2 separate regions of the Homo sapiens genome follow, and region 2 is linked to region 1. A link is a loop called in an ENCODE intact Hi-C map of the cell type or tissue named here. Cell type or tissue: sigmoid colon. All regions are shown on one strand. Each heading gives the region's core, and the rest is flanking DNA. Links, peaks and the distances in the headings are about the cores only.

What was found. Peaks named below come from ENCODE experiments on the same cell type or tissue, not always from the same donor. Only the 100,000 strongest peaks of a DNase experiment are listed, where the experiment ranks them.
Region 2: it touches region 1 in a loop (10-fold over the local background); 7 of 110 quality-filtered maps call a loop at or near these places.

What each region holds. Positions count from the first base shown.
Region 1 is chr19:46,835,632-46,843,954 of GRCh38, reverse strand. It overlaps AP2S1 (adaptor related protein complex 2 subunit sigma 1), which reads left to right. Exons shown (of 5, transcript NM_004069.6): 3 at 4,377-4,490; 4 at 5,156-5,215; 5 at 5,407-5,788. The coding sequence ends at 5,508. Among named protein-coding and RNA genes, the nearest start is that of SNAR-E, 9.1 kb to the right of the region's middle. RefSeq lists an enhancer at 5,246-5,746. In sigmoid colon, for the core only: CTCF peaks have their summits at 3,063 and 3,265 (motif pointing right); DNase peaks (open chromatin) are centred at 2,060 and 3,290; H3K27ac peaks cover 1,496 bases.
Region 2 is chr19:46,699,815-46,708,137 of GRCh38, reverse strand. It overlaps PRKD2 (protein kinase D2), which reads left to right. Exons shown (of 18, transcript NM_016457.5): 4 at 3,489-3,643; 5 at 3,747-3,969; 6 at 7,026-7,103; 7 at 7,186-7,339. Among named protein-coding and RNA genes, the nearest start is that of MIR320E, 5.4 kb to the left of the region's middle. In sigmoid colon, for the core only: CTCF peaks have their summits at 3,301 and 3,501 (motif pointing left); a DNase peak (open chromatin) is centred at 3,487.

The sequences.
Region 1 (8,323 bases), core at 232-8,231:
TGGGCAACAGAACAAGACTCCTCTCAAAAAAAAAAGAAAGGTTGTTTTTGTTTTTTGGTGTTTTTTAGAGACACGGTCTTGCTCTGTCTCCCAGGCTAGAGTACAGTGGTGCAATTACAGCTCACTGTACCCTCCCAGGCTCAAGCAAGCCTCCCACCTCAGCTTGCCAAGTGGCTGGGACTACAGGCATGCACCTCCATGCCCATCTAATTTTTAAATTTTTTTTTCTTTTCAGGTGGGTTCTCACTCTGTTACCTAGGCTAGAGTGCAGTGGTGCGATCTCAGCTCACTGCAACCTCTGCCTCTCGGGGTCAAGCAATTCTCCCACCTCAGCCTCCCGAGTAGCTGGGACCATTGGCATGTGCCACCAATGCCGTACTAATTTTTGTATTTTTGGTAGAGACAGGGTTTCGCCATGTTGCCCAGGCTGGTCTCGAACTCCTGAGCTCCAGCGATCCGCCCACCGCAGCTTCCCAAAGTCCTAGGATTACAGCCATGAGTGACCACGCCTGGCTAATTTTTAAATTTTTCGTAGAGATGGGGTATTGCTATGTTGTCCAGGCTGGTCTTGAACCATGGAGGGTTTTGAGCAGAGCATGGCCATTGGCCGACTTGAGGCTGCGCTATAGGGCAAGAGCATAGAGGAGACTGCTCGGAGAGAGGTGGCTGCAGTGGTCCAGGTGGGAGATGCTGGTGACCGGACCAGCATGGAAGCCGTCGGTGTGGCCAGGAGCGTTTTGGAGGTGGACCCAGCTGAATGGCCAAGAATTGGATGTGGAATGTGAGAGAAAGCAGAGCCAGGGCGACAATTAGATTTCCCACTTGAGCCCCCGGGTAGGATGGAGCTGTCATTATCTGATATGGGCAGATGGGAAGGGCAGGCGGAGGTGAAGATCAGGAGGGAAGTGTTGGGGGTCTGGCCCCGAGTATCGTCCACATCCCAGCAGAGATGTCCAGGAAGAAGTGACGAGTCAGGGTTCTTGGAGAGAGCTGGGTAGGATATGGAAACGGCATTTCTGCACATAGAGGGAAACCGAGGCCAAGGAGCTCACCGGGGAAGTGAGGATAGACCGAGGAGAGCACCAGAGGGCCACGTCTGCAGGCAGAGAGATGAGGGAGAGGAGAACCAAGAGATTGGGTGTCCCAGCAGCCAGGAGGGGGACAGGGTTGGACTTACCTCTCCAGGAGGAGGTCACTGGTGGTGTCACCAAGAGCAGCAGGTGGGAAGGGGGAGAGGAACTGGGTGTCGGGTGTTCTGGCTGTGTGGGCACCTTGCTGCTAATGTAGTGGCTGGTCCTGTGCTGAGGGCTGGGGCGCGGGAGGGGTCAGTGAGGCCCAATGATACAGGGGCAGCCGGAAAGTCCGGCTGGGCAAATGAGAATGTTACAGAGGAGGCTGACCCTCAGGTCTTGAGTTCCTCCATGCCTCCAGGATCCAGGCCCGCCCATTCATTCAGTTGTTCCTTTGTGCATGTATTCACCTAATGTTTCTGTGTGCCTCCTCTGTGATCAGCCCAGTGCTAGGTTCACAGCAGCACTGAGACAGCCTTGTGCTGCTTTGGGACTCATAGCCCAGGAAGGAACACAAGCCTGTCCTAGACAGTGACAACCACAGTAGGCAGGGCTGGGATCGAGGAGCCTGGCTGGGGGAGGGCACCTGACCCAGCCTGGGGGTCTGGAGGGCTTCCTGGAGGGGACTTGTGAGTGAAGATCAAAGGGAGGAGTAGGCAACTGGAAGATGCGGGCTATCCCTCTTGTTATTATTATTATTATTTGAGACAGGGTCTCACTCTGTGCCCCAGGCCGGAGTGCAGTGGTGCAATCATAGCTCACTGCAGCCTCCGCCTCCCAGGCTCAAGGGATCCTCCCACCTCAGACTCCTGAGTAGCTGGGACTACAGGGACCTGCCACCACGCCCAACTAATTTTTTGTATGTTTTATAGAGATGGGTCTTGATATGTTGCCTAAACTGCTCTTGAACTCCTGAGATCAAGCCTTGGCCTCCCAAAGTGCTGGGATGATAGGCATGAGGCCCGGCACCTGGCCGTCGTCCAATCTCTGTCTGACTCGCACTGTCCCGCCTCCCGCTTTCCTTTATTAGCAGCCCAGTGAGGACATTGGTCCCGCCTGAACCATCCAGGATTATCGCCCCATCTCATGCTTCTTAACTTCGTCACAAGTTGAGACTGCAGAGTCCCTTTTTGCCATATAAGGTCCCATATTCACAGGGTGTGGGATTAGGATGTGGATGTCTTTGGGGGCCATTACCTGTGCCAGCCCTTTGCAGGGCAACATGGAGGACACAGTGTGACAGCTCCAGCTTCCCCCACAGGCTCAGTCCAATGGGGAGACAGACCCATCCCCAGACAGTGGCGACCAGCAGTGGTCAGGCTGGGGCAGGGCAGGGGTGGGGCAGTGGCGTGGGATGTTCAGAGGGGACACCTGCCCCAGCCTGCAGGATGAGAGAATGTGCTTCTCTGAGAGAATGTAGCTGGAGGAGAGATGGGGGTCTGCAGCAGATCCCTGAGAAGCCTCGAAATTTAAAACAGGAAGGGAGGCTGGAAAGATGGAGCAGTAGCTGGAGGCGGAGGAGGGTGAGAGCCAGAAAAGCTGGATTGCAAGAAGAGAGGAGCACTGATGATCAGTGTCAGCTCATTTACCCGTGGATTACATGTAGGCCTTACTGTAATCACACCAGAAAACATACTCAGGCTGGGCTCACGCCTGTAATCCCAGCACTTTGGGAGGCAGAGGCAGGTGGATCATCTGAGGTCAGGAGTTGGAGACCAGCCTGGCCAACATGGTAAAACCTCATCTCTACTAAAAATACAAAAATTAGCCAGGCGTGGTGGTGCACACCTGTATTCCTAGCTACTCAGGAGGCTGAGGCAGGAGAATTGCTTGAACCTGGGAGGCAGAGGTTGCAGTGAGCCAAGATTGCGCCGCTGCACTCTGGCCTGGGCGACAGAGTGAGACTGTCTCAAAAAAACCAAAAAACAAAAAAAACCCTGAAAACATGCTTGGAGTATAGCAATGAACAAGAGATTGAGCTGAAAAAATGAGTAAAAAGCTATTAGCTGGGTGTGGTGGCGCGCCTGTAATCCCAGCTACTCGGGAGACTGAGGCAGGAGAATCGCTTGAACCCAAGAGGCAGAGATTGCAGTGAGCCGAGATCGAGCCACTGCTCTCCAGCCTGGGCGTCAGAGCCAGACTCAAAAAAAAAAAAAAAAAAAAATGCCGAAGACTGATGCTGGCACTCATAGCTGTCAGCAGGTGGCGACACAGGCACACCCCAGACCTAGAGCTGCTGTTTTTTTGTGTTTTTTGAGACAGGGTCTCCCGGGCTGGAGTGCAGTGATGGGAACGTGGCTCACAGCAGCTTTGACCTCCCAGGCTCAGGTCATCTCCCCACCTCAGCCTCCCGAGTAGCTGGGACCACAGGTACACGCCACCATACCCAGCTAAGTTTTGTACTTTTGTATAGATGGGGTTTCACCATGTTGCCCAAGCTGGCCTGAAACTCCTGGGCTCAAGTGATCCTCTCGCCCGGCCTCCTGGAGTGCTGGGATTTTTTTTTTTTTTTTTTTTGTAATGAACCTGACATTGAGAACATATAGAACTGAACTGGATTTTCAGGTTTTGGCCAAAGACATTGTACTTTGCAACCCAGTATGCATATATATCTGTCTTTGTCTACTTAACACGCGCATAAAATGAGAATCCATGTCCCTGATCCTGGCATGTTTGTTCACGGTGTGTGTCTGTGTTACTATTGCTAACTGTGTATATCGCATTTCAGTGAGGGCAGGACAAGGACCCAGGATCGTCTTGGTGGCAGTGGTAACCCTCCTCCCCACACTGCCTATCACAGGCCTGGCATAGAGTAGCTGCTCAGGAAGTATTTGTTAAATAATTGAGTTAATTAATTCCAGGCTAAGGGATGTGACTGTCTCCAGAGGTAGCAGGAAGTCACAGAAGGGAGTGGCAAGGTTGCATGGACACTATTGAACACGTCAGGCTCCCGCCCAGCCCCGGGCTTTTGCTATCTGCTTAGAACATTCCTGCCTATCCTCCAGCTCTCAGCTCCGATACCCCCTCCTCCAGGAAGCCCTCCTGACTCTCCAGGATCAGAGGGGGTTAGGCACCCTCTTTGGGCTCTCACAGCCCATCCTGTCCATTCTGGGGATGCCTGCCCCCGCTGCACTGTGAGCAGGGTTAGGGCTGTCTCGGTCACTGCTGTGACCCCAGCACAGGGCCAGGCACAGAGCTGGGCCTCGGGACCACGTATGGAGTGAAGGAGTGAATGTTTTGGCCCCACTCTGTCTGGCACGTTAGGTCCTGGCAATCTCCGTTGCTGACAGCCTCTCTGTTCTGCAGTTCCGGAACTTTAAGATCATTTACCGCCGCTATGCTGGCCTCTACTTCTGCATCTGTGTGGATGTCAATGACAACAACCTGGCTTACCTGGAGGCCATTCACAACTTCGTGGAGGTACGGCGGGAGAGGGATGTAAGGTGGGGAGGCGGGTGGGCAGCCCTGGAGTGGCCCCCAAGGCCTGGGAACCCTCCCTGGTCCCTCCTGAGCCCTCCCTCTGCAGTGACTGGGACTCTCCCTCTCCATTTCTTTTTTTTCTTTTTCTTTTTTTTTTTTTTTTTTTTTTTTTTTTTTTGAGACGGAGTCTTGTTCTGTCGCCCAGGCTGGAGTGCAGTGGTGCAATCTTGGCTCATTGCAGCCTCCACCTCCCAGGTTCAAGTGATTCTCCTGCCTCAGCCTCTTGAGTAGCTGGGATTACAGGCACACGCCACGATGCCCAGCTAATTTTTGTATTTTTAGTAGAGATGGGGTTTCACCATGTTGGCCAGGCTGGTCTTGCACTCCTAACTTCAAGTCATCCTTCTGCCTTAGCCTCCCAAAGTGCTGGGATTACAGGTGTGAGCCACCGCGCCTGACCTTTTGCCATCTCTTTGCATCGATCTTTGCTTTTGTTTCTCTCTGTGTGTCTCCTTGCCTCTCTCCCTGTCACTGTCTCTCTCTCTCCCCTGCCTCCCCCTTGGTCTCTTTTTTTGCTGTCTCTTTCTGATGACCTTGTTCCCATCTCTGTGCGTGTGTGGCTCTCTCCCTGCCCATCTCTTACCATCTCTGCCTTCCTCTCCCAGGTCTTAAACGAATATTTCCACAATGTCTGTGAACTGGACCTGGTGTTCAACTTCTACAAGGTAGGCTCCTGGTGAAGAGGAGGCTGAAGGAGCCAGAGGAGGGGGACGGGGGGGACCCGTGGTGCACTAGCCACCCGGAGCCTCTGCTGAGGTCTGTGTCCCAGCTCGAGGGGCATCAGAGCCCCAGCTTCCAGGGTCCGGGCCAGCATCCTGGGGGGCCTCGTCTCACCCCAGGGTCTCCCCTCACACAGGTTTACACGGTCGTGGACGAGATGTTCCTGGCTGGCGAAATCCGAGAGACCAGCCAGACGAAGGTGCTGAAACAGCTGCTGATGCTACAGTCCCTGGAGTGAGGGCAGGCGAGCCCCACCCCGGCCCCGGCCCCTCCTGGACTCGCCTGCTCGCTTCCCCTTCCCAGGCCCGTGGCCAACCCAGCAGTCCTTCCCTCAGCTGCCTAGGAGGAAGGGACCCAGCTGGGTCTGGGCCACAAGGGAGGAGACTGCACCCCACTGCCTCTGGGCCCTGGCTGTGGGCAGAGGCCACCGTGTGTGTCCCGAGTAACCGTGCCGTTGTCGTGTGATGCCATAAGCGTCTGTGCGTGGAGTCCCCAATAAACCTGTGGTCCTGCCTGGCCTTGCCGTCTTTGAGCCCTTGCCTGTCTCCCCTGGGAACCAGATACCTAGGATGCCTTGCCTTCAGTCCATCAGTCAGTCAGTCAACAAACGCCCCTCATTGTGCTGAGCAAGGTGAGACACCCAGGTGCTCTTCAGACCTGCTCCTGCTCACCAAGGGCCCCCAGGCTGGAAGGGGTGATGGGTTTAGATTCCAGGCACTTGCTACTAAAATAACAATACTCAGCTAATGCTGAAGGGCACTCACCCTCTCCCAGGCATTGTTCTAAGCAATTGACATGTCTTACCTTACTTAAAGCTCACTAGATTATAAGTCTGGGACTATTTTTTTTTTTTTTGAGACATGGTCTCACTCTATTGCCCAGGCTGGAGTGCAGTGGCAGGATCATGGCTCACTGCCGCCTTGACCTCCTGGGCTCAGTTGATCCTCCCACCTCAGCCTCCCAAGTAGCTGGGACTACAGATGTGTGCCACCATACCTGGTTAATTTTTTTTTTTTTTTTTGAGATGGAGTTTCGCTCTTTTTGCCCAGGCTGGAGTGCAATAGCGCTAGCTCGGCTCACTGCAACCTCTGCCTCCCAGTTTCAAGTGATTCTCCTGCCTCAGCCTCCAAAGTAGCTGAGATTACAGGTGCGTGCCACCATGCCCAGCTAAGTTTTTTTTTTTTGAGATGGAGTCTTGCTCTGTTGCCCAGGCTGGAGTGATCTCCTGGCTCAAGTGATCTTCCTGCCTTGGCCTCCCAGAGTTCTGGGATTACAGGCGTGAGCCACTCTATCCGGCCAAGGACAGGACTGTTATTATCCCCATTTTCCAAGTGAGAACATTGTTCCAGGAATGTTTCAGGAACATTAAAAGACTTGACCAGGCTGGGCGCAGCGGCTCACGCCTGTAATCCCAGCACTTTGGGAGGCTGAGGCGGGTCAAGAGATTGAGACCATCCTGGCCAACATGGTGAAACCCTGTCTCTACTAAAAATATAAAAATTAGCTGGGCATGGTGGCATGCACCTGTAATCCCAGCTACTCAGGAGGCTGAGGCAGGAGAATTGCTTGAACCCGGGAGGCAGAGGTTGCAGTGAGCCGAGATTGTGCCACTGCATTCCAGCCTGGGCAACAGAGCGAGACTCCATCTAAAAAAAAAAGACGACTTGACCAAGGTCTGTAGCTAGTCAGTAGCCAAGCCAGGTTTGTTTTGAGCCAGTTTTGAAGCCAGGTGGGTAGCTCCAGAACCCTCATTTTTATCTGCTCGCCCCGGTGGTTGTTGGAAATGTAGGCACTGGGCTTGATGATTTGTGTTTCTTGGCAACAGCACTGCTGGCATTTGGGCCAGGACAATCCCTCATTGTGAGGCTGCTCCAGAAGTGGATGGACTTTTGACTTCCACCCACCAAGTGCCAGAAGTGGCCTTCTGGCCATTGTGATGATAGAAGCCACCCCTGAGTGTTTCTAGGGCCCTCTGAAGTTAAGGGGCCCCCGATGCCCACTGAGAGCAGAGTGTGGGGGCTGCTGGCCACACCTATGCCTGGCATCCTTCGCAAGCTGAGAACACCCTGGCCCCTGTCAGTTTCTTTCCTTCCTTCCTTCCTTTCTTTTTGACAGGGTCTTATTCTGTCACTCCCCAGGCTGGAGTGCAATGGCACAATCTTGGCTCACTGCCACCTCTACCTCCCAGGCTCAAGTGATTCTCCTGCCTCAGCCTCCCGAGTAACTGGGACTACAGGCGCCTGCCACCATGCCCGGCTAATTTTTGTATTTTTAGTAGAGACGGGGTTTCACCATGTTGGCCAGGCTGGTCTCGAACTCCTGAGCTCAAATGGTCCGCCCGCCTCAGCCTCCAAATTGCTGGGATTGCAAGCCTGAACCATGGTGCTCAGCCTCTTTTTATAAATATAAACTAGCATGTTAGTTTTTTATTGCTGCTGTAACAAATTATCACAAACTTAGCGGCTTAAAACAACACAATTTTATTCTCAATGAAATCTGAAATGGGTTTCAGTGGGCTAAAATCAAGTTGTCAGCAGAGCTGTCTGGACCATCTAGGAGAGAATCCTTCCCTGCCTTTTCCAGCCTCTAGAAGTTGCCTCCTGTTCTTGGCATGTAACCCTATCCTTCATCCTTCAAGCCAGCTGCGGAGCATCTTCCAGTCTCTCTCTCTCTGGCTCTGACTGATTTTCCTGCCGCTTGCTTTTACTGATAAGGACACCTGTGGTTACATTCGTCCCACCTGGATAATCTAGGATCATCTCCCCATATCAAGACCCGGACTGTAATCACAACTGTAAAGTCCCTTTTACTGTGTAAGACAACACATCTACAGGTTCCGGAGATGAGGATGTGGACATTTAGGGCGTGCTATTATTCTGCCTGCCACTTATATGGTGTCTATGTAAGAACTGGGGGCTGGGCGCAGTGGCTCACATCTATAATCCCAGCATTTTAGGAGGCCAAGGTGGCAGATCACTTGAGATCAGGAGTTCAAGACCAGCCTAGCCAACGTGACAAAACCCCATCTCTACTAAAAGTACAAAAATTAGCCA
Region 2 (8,323 bases), core at 218-8,217, 140 kb after region 1:
CTTAAATCATAGTTTAAAAATATACAGGTTTTCTTTTTTGGAGACAGCGTCTCAGTCTGTCACCCAGGCTGGAGTGCAGTGGCGCGATCTCAGCTCACCACAACCTCCACTTCCCAGGCTCAAGCGATTCTCCTGCCTCAGCCTACCGAGTAGCTGGGATTACAGGCACACACCATTACTGCCCGGCTAATTTTTGTATTTCTAGTAGAGACGGGGTTTCACCACGTTGGCCAGGCTGGTCTTGAACTCCTGACCTCAAATGATCCACCCGCCTTGCCCTCCCACAGTGCTGGGATTACAGGCATGAGCCACCGCGCCTGTCCAAAACATACAGTTCTTTAAGCCAAGATGTCTCAAGGTTCAGCCCAAGTGTCAAGATCTATATAGGTCCTCTGTCCCTGTTATTCATGCTTCTGAGTGAGAATGTTGAAATCGGGGCTCTGCCTACAGATGAAGGCCATGTACCTGCATTGGCTATGAGGACAGATGACAGGTGAGGACCATCCATTCTGTGATGAGACCCTGTGGCTCCATTGTTTTGTGTGTGTGAGACAGAGTCTTGCTCCGTCACCCAGGATGGAGTGCAGTGGCGTGGTCTTGGCTCACTGCAACCTCTACCTCCTGGGTTCAAGCAATTCTCCTGCTTCAGCCTCCCAAATAGCTGGGATTACAGGTGCGCACCACCACTCCTGGCTAATTTTTGTATTTTTAGTAGACGGGGTTTCACCATGTTGGCCAGGCTGGTTTCAAGTAATCCACCCTCCTCAGCCTCCCCAAGTGCTGGGATTACAGACATGAGCCACTGCGCTGGGCCCCATGCGCCTCCATTTTTGTATGGTGTGCCCTGCAATTAGAGCCATATTCTTGGATGTTCCATTGGGTATTAGGTCTGAGACAGCATCTCTAGCTCCGTGGGTGCCACGCTTGTACAGAAATCCTGATTCTGGGCCAGGCACGGTGGCTCACACCTGTAATCCCAGCACTTTGGGAGGCCAAGGCGGGCGGATCATGAGGTCAGGAGTTAGAGACCAGCCTGGCCAACATGGTGAAACCCTGTCTCTACTAAAACTAGAAAAATTAGCTGGGTGTGGTGGCGGGTACCTATAATCCCAGCTACTCGGGAGGCTGAGGCAGGAGAATCATTTGAACCTGAGGGGGTGGAGGTTGCAGTGAGCCGAGATCATACCATTGCACTCCAGCCTGGGTGACAGGGTGAGACTCCGTCTCAAAAAAAAAAAAAAAAAAGAAATCCAGTTTCTCCAATATCCTGTGTTCCAGATCATCATGCAGTCCAAAGTATACTTGTATTATTTAAGGACTCTAGGCCTGCAGATACTGATTCAGTGCATTAAAAGCTCTTATAAATATTGCCATCGTCCACACACCATATCCAACTCTTGAGGTCTCAGCATATGCAGTCTTTGTCATGATACAGCCCTGGTGTCATCAAGTCCTAATGGGTTATCAGCACAGACTTCACTGGTGCAGCATCACAGATGATGGTCCCAGTTCCTATGGTGGCAAGAGAACCCCAAATGACTACATTCCGACAGGAGTTTAACTCTATCCTGAGACTCATTCTGAGAGTTATAGATAAGATTCTGAAATTCTGGAAGGCACATGAGTGATTCAAGGCCAACACTGGGAAATGGTTCCTGTGTGCAAAGACCATTTGCCCTGCTGAAGCTCTTCTTGCAGGGCCAACACCGTTCTCCAAGCTTGCCTCCGTGATTACAGCATGCAGCCAAGACAGTGCCTACAATGAGGAGGTGTGGAACTGGAAAGCCTGGAGCAGGCGGGTACCAGAAGGGCTCCCAAAGGCTGGAGGAACATTCTTCACTCCAGAATAGAAAGCGATCCTGGAATCGTTTGGAATCACTGGAGATGTATTAGAGCACACATACAGAACGTCCAGTGGGAAACAGGGAGTTGAGCTGATTTCTCCATGGATGAGGATTTTAAAAGATAAAATAGGCAGGGCACAGTGGCTCATGCCTGTAATCCCAACACTTTGGGAGGCTGAGGTGGGAGGATCACTTGAGCCCAGGAGTTCAAGACCAGCCTGGGCAATGTAGCGAGACCCCATCTCTACAAAAAAATAAAAATAAAAAAATTATCTGGGCATGGTAGTGTATGTCTGTGGTTCTGGCTACTCAGGAGGCTGAGGCAGGAGGATTACTTGAGCCCAGGAGTTGAAGGCTGCAGTGAGCTATGATTGTGCCATTGTGCTTCAGCCGGGGGTACAGGGAGATCCTGTCTCTACAAAATAAAATAAGACAATAAGAAGTCATACTTCTGCCTAGTATGGTACAATGGACCTGAGTACAACTGAGAACTCTTTTTTTTTTTTTGAAACTGAGTCTCGCTGTATTGCCCAGGCTGGAGTGCAGTGGCGTGATCTCAGCTCACTACAACCTCTGCCTCCTGGGTTCAAGTGATTCTCCTGCCTCAGCCTCCGGAGTAGCTGGGATTACAGGCGTGTGCCACTACACCCGGCTAAGTTTTGTATTTTTAGTAGAGATGGGGTTTTGCCATGTTGGCCAGTGTGGTCTCAAACTCCTGACCTCAAGTGATCCGCCGGCCTTGGCCTCCCAAAGTGCTGGGATTACAGGCGTGAGCCACCATGCGTGGCCCACACTACTAAGATTTAATCACACTACTTAGGGATTGCCTGGATTCCAGGTCTACAGAAAAGAGAAAGTGGGGTACAGGGGGTGAGCAGACCTGGAGGGATAGTGACCTTAGGGGTGGGGGTGAGGAGAGGCATTTTCTTTTGGAAAGTTGGGGTTGGGGAAAGAGGGGGAACCAAAGGGGCCTCAGAAAAAGGAAGGTCAGGGTTAGAAGGGGGAACAGGTGTCTCTAGGGAGATGGACAGGAGTTTTGGGGAGGACTAGAAGGAGGTGCTTACCATAGAGGACTGGGGCTGGGTCAGAGCTTTGGCGGGGACTTTTGAGGCATCCATTGTTGCAGTGGGAAAAGGTGGGGTGTGAGGCGCGTTCAGGGCCTGGGGGGCAGATGGGGTGATGTCGGGGCTACAAGCTGGAACTAGGGGTGGAGCTTTGGAGGGAACCTTTGAGGTATCCCTTGTTGGAGTGGGAAAATTTTGGGTGTGAGGCGTGTTCAGGGTCTGGGGGACAGATGGGGTGATGGCAGGGCTACAAGCTGAAACTGGGGACAGAGCTTTGGGGGGAGCCTTTGAGGTGTCCCTTGTTGGAGTGAGAAAAGGGGTGTGGGTGTGTTCAGGGTCTGGGGGACAGATGGGGTGATGGTGGGGCTACAAGCTGGAACTTGGGGCAGAACTCTAAGGAGGGGTGGGCCTGAAGGGGCTGATACACTTACGGATAGTAGTGCCTTTTGGAGGAGATCGTGCTGGCGGGGGGTGATGGGACAGGACCAGGTGAGAGATTGGGTGGAAAGGGCACAACTTCTCAAGAAGAGACCTAGGAGGGGCAGACGCCATGTCTCTTACTCTCTGGCGCCCCCTGCAGGCTGCGGGCTGAACTACCACAAGCGCTGTGCCTTCAGCATCCCCAACAACTGTAGTGGGGCCCGCAAACGGCGCCTGTCATCCACGTCTCTGGCCAGTGGCCACTCGGTGCGCCTCGGCACCTCCGAGTCCCTGCCCTGCACGGCTGAAGAGCTGGTGAGGAGATGGGGGATGGGACGGGTTGGTGGCTAGGGGGGTGACTTGGCCCAGGCATGGGGCCAACGCACTGATGTGTCCCCTCCATTCTTGCCAACGACAGAGCCGTAGCACCACCGAACTCCTGCCTCGCCGTCCCCCGTCATCCTCTTCCTCCTCTTCTGCCTCATCGTATACGGGCCGCCCCATTGAGCTGGACAAGATGCTGCTCTCCAAGGTCAAGGTGCCGCACACCTTCCTCATCCACAGCTATACACGGCCCACCGTTTGCCAGGCTTGCAAGAAACTCCTCAAGGGCCTCTTCCGGCAGGGCCTGCAATGCAAAGGTTAGCTGGGCCTGTCGGGGAGGACAGACAGGGTCAGAACCTCCTTCCCGCCCCAACCTGGTCTTGTGGCAGGACACAAGGATCTGAGCCTTGGGACCCCAGGGCCTCAGAAGGGGAGGGCCCTGAATCCTAGTGTTCTGGGACCTTTGGAATTCTGGAATCTTAGAACCTCAGTTGTGTGTGTGTGTGTGTGTGTGTGTGTGTGTGTGTTGTTGTTGTTTTTTGGAGACAGGGTGTCACTCTATCACCCAGGCTGGAGTGCAGTGGCGCAATCACGGCTCACTGCAGCTTCAACCTCCTGGGTTCAAGTGATCCTCCTGCCTCAGCCTCCCAAGTAGCTAGGACTACAGGTGGTGCCACCACACCCAGCTAATTTTCTTTTCTTTTTTTTTTTTTTGAGACGGAGTCTCACTCTGTCGCCCAGGCTGGAGTGCAGTGGTGTGATCTCGGCTCACTGCAAACTCTGCCTCCTGGGATCAGGACATTCTCCTGCCTCAGCCTCCTGAGTAGCTGGGACTACAGGCGCCCGCCACCATGCCTGGCTAATTTTTTTGTATTTTTAGTAGAGACGGGGTTTCACCATGTTAGCTAGGATGGTCTCGATCTCCTGACCTTGTGATCCACCTGCCTCGACCTCCCAAAATGCCGGGATTACAGGCGTGAGCCACCGCGCCTGGCCACACCCAGCTAATTTTTAAATCATTTGTAGAGAGAAGGTATCACTATATTGTTCAGGCTGGTCTTGAACTCCTGGGCTCAAGCAATCCTCCTACCTCGGCCTCCCAAAGTGCTGGGATTACAGGTGTGAGCCACCGCGCCCAGCTGAACCTCAGTCTTTAGAACCTTGGAATCCTAGATTCATAACGTGCTTAGCATGGAATTCTAAAACTGTAGAACCTGAGAATTCTAGAATCAGAACCATAGCATTCAAGAATTCCGAATGATAGAATTCAGCTAAAATAACAACAGAACTTTAGATTACACATCTTAGATCTCCCAAGTTATAGACTCTCAGAGCATGAGAATTTTGGAACCATGGGATTTGAGGGTAATAGAAACATAGGCACATCAAATTTGAGAGTCTTAGACGTCTAGAATCATATAAGCTTGAAACCATCGTAACCTAGAATCCTGGAAATTCTAGACTCCCAGAACTTTGAACAATCAAATTCTAGAATCCAGCCAGGTGTGGTGGCTCATGCATGTAATCTCAGCACTTTGGGAGGCCAAGGTAGGTGGATCACTTGAGCCTAGGAGTTTAAGACCAGCCTGGGCAACATGGTGAAACCCTGTCTCTACAAAAAAAATTAAAAATTAGCCAGGCATGGCAGCATGCATCTGTGGTTCCAGCTACTTGGGACTCTGAGGAGGGAGGATTGCTTGAGCCCAGGAGGTTGAGGCTGCAGTGAGCCATGATTGTGCCACTGCATTCCAGCCTGGGTGACAGAGCAAGAACTTGTCTCAAAAAAAGAAAAAAAAAAATTCTAGAACCTCAGAAGCCTAGATCCACATAAACTTAGAAACATCCAATTCAAGAATTTACTGGAACAATCAAATTCTAGAATCTTAGAAGCCTAGAGCTAAAGAAGCATAGAAACATCAAATTCTAGAATCTTGTATGTATAGAATCCTAGAACCTTGGAATCTGCAGATTCTGGAGGTAGAGAAGCCTAGAATTGTAGAACCCTAGAACTGTCAAATTTTAGAGTTTAGATATATAACACCCTAAAATCTTGGACATTAAAGAGTCTTAGAAGTGTTGACTCATAGATGTCTAGAGTTCTAGAAACTTGGACATCAAACTCTGAAGCCTTAGAAATACGGAATCAGGTCAGGGGCAGTAGCTCACACCTGTAATCCCAGCACTTTGGGAGGCTTAGGTGGGTGGATTGCTTGAGCCCAGGAGTTCAAGACCAGCTTGTACAACATGGAAAGACCCCATCTCTACAAAAAATACGAAAAATTAGCCAGGCATGGTAGTGCGTGCCTGTAGTTTCAGCTACTCAGGAGGCTGAGGTGGGAAGATCGCTTGAGCCTGGGAGGCAGAGGTTGCAGTGAGCCGAGATGGTGCCATTGCACACTCTAGTCTGGGTGACAGCCAGACTGTTTCTTAAAAAAAAAAAAAAAAAACAAAAAACAGAATCATAGAACCTTCATAAAATAGGTTTTTAGTAAACTCTAGAATCTTCGATGTATAGTGTCCCTAGAACCGTGGAAACACTGAACTCTACAGCAATGGTTCTCGACCAGGGGCCGTTTTGCTCCTAGGGGATGTTTGGCAAGGGTTGGAGATGGTTTTGTTTGGTACGCTGGGATAGTGCTACTGGCATCCAGTAGGTAGAAGTCAGAGATGCAGCTAAACATCCTACAATACACAGAGCAAGTGCCCTAAAACAAGGAATTATCCTGGGCACTGTGTTAGTGTCACGGGTTGAGGAACCCAGCCCTAGGGTGTTCAGAGTCTGGAGTCACAGCACATTAGAACCAATAACACACACACACACACACACACACAAGTCGGGCGCGGTGGCTCACGCCTGTAATCCCAGCACTTTTAGGAGGCCAAGGCAGGTGGATCATCTGAGGTCAGGAGCGCGAAACCAGCCTGACCAACATGGCGAAACCCCGTCTCTACTAAAAACACAAAAAAATCAGCTGGGCGTGGTAGTGGGCGCCTGTAGTCCCACGCCCAGCTAATTTTTGTATTTTTAGTAGAGACGAGGTTTTACCATGTAGGGCAGGCTGGTTTCGAACTCCTGACCTCAAATGATCTGCTCTCCCCGGCCTCCCAAAATACCGAGATTACAGGCGGGAGCCACTGCACCCAGCAGTCGTCGGGATTTTGAGTCTAGCCCTCCTACTTAATCAAGACCCCCCCGATGGTTGGGAAAACTGTGGCTGAAAGTGGGAAAATGACCAGGGCAGCAGCAGCCAGTGTTCTTACCCAGACAGCAAGAGTAGACTCTTTTGAGCCTGAGGCTTAGGGTCAAGGTTCAAGCCTTCCAGGTAACCTCTCTTCCCCTTCTCACCCGTTCCCTTGTTCCCTGTCCTACCAGACTGCAAGTTTAACTGTCACAAACGCTGCGCCACCCGCGTCCCTAATGACTGCCTGGGGGAGGCCCTTATCAATGGAGGTGAGAGGCTGGGGGGATGCTGGGGAGAAAGGGGAAGGGGCAGGACTGGGTGGAGACCCCTCTGATGCCTCCGTCCCCACAGATGTGCCGATGGAGGAGGCCACCGATTTCAGCGAGGCTGACAAGAGCGCCCTCATGGATGAGTCAGAGGACTCCGGTGTCATCCCTGGCTCCCACTCAGAGAATGCGCTCCACGCCAGTGAGGAGGAGGAAGGCGAGGGAGGCAAGGCCCAGAGGTATACACAGAACCCTCCAAGAGACCCTGGGGGAAGACCCTCCTGCACAGTGAACCTCAATTTCTTTTTCTCTACAATGGGCTGACATCACCTCATATTTATAAATTTTCCCAGTTCCTGAGGCAAACCTTTTAAAGCACTACAATTTTTTTTAAATAATTTTTTGTTTGAGACAGGGTCTCGGTCTGTCGCCCAGGCTGGTGCAGTGGTGCAGTCTTGACTCACTGCAGCCTCGACCACCTGGGCTCAAGCGATCCTGCCACCTTAGCCTCTCGAGTAGCTGGGACCACAGGCTCGTCCACCACACCCAGCTAATTTTTGTATTTCTGTAGAGACAGGGTCTACCCTATGTTGCCCAGGCTGGTCTTGAACTCCTGACTCCTGAGCTCAAGTGATCCACCCGCCTCAGCCTCCCAAAGGGTCTTGCTTTGTTGCCCACTGGAGTGCAGTGGTGTGATTGTGGCTCACTGTAACCTCAAACTCCTGGGCTCAGGTGATCCTCCTGCCTCAGCCTCCCGAGTATCTGGGACTACAGGGATGCACTGCTATCCCTGGCTAATTTTAGACGGCGTTTCGCTCTTGTTGCCCAGGCTGGAGTGCAGTGATGCAATTTCAGTTCATTGCAACCTCTGTCTCCTGGGTTCAAGCGATTCTCCTGCCTCAGCCTCCCAAGTAGCTGGGACTACAGGCACCCGCCCAGGCCCAGCTACTTTTTTTGTATTTTTAGTAGAGACAGGGTTTTGCCATGTTGGTCAGGCTGGTCTTGAACTCCCAACCTCAGGTAATCCACCTGCCTCGGCCTCCCAAAGTGCTGGGATTACAGGCATGAGCCACCGCGCCTGACCTATATTCCTCTTCTTTTTTTTTTTTTTTTTTTTTTAAGATAGGGGGTCTTGCTATGTTGCCCAGGGTGGTCTTGAACTTCTGCGCTCAAGCAATCCTCCCACCTCAGCCTCCCAAAGTTCTGGGATTACAGGTGTGTGC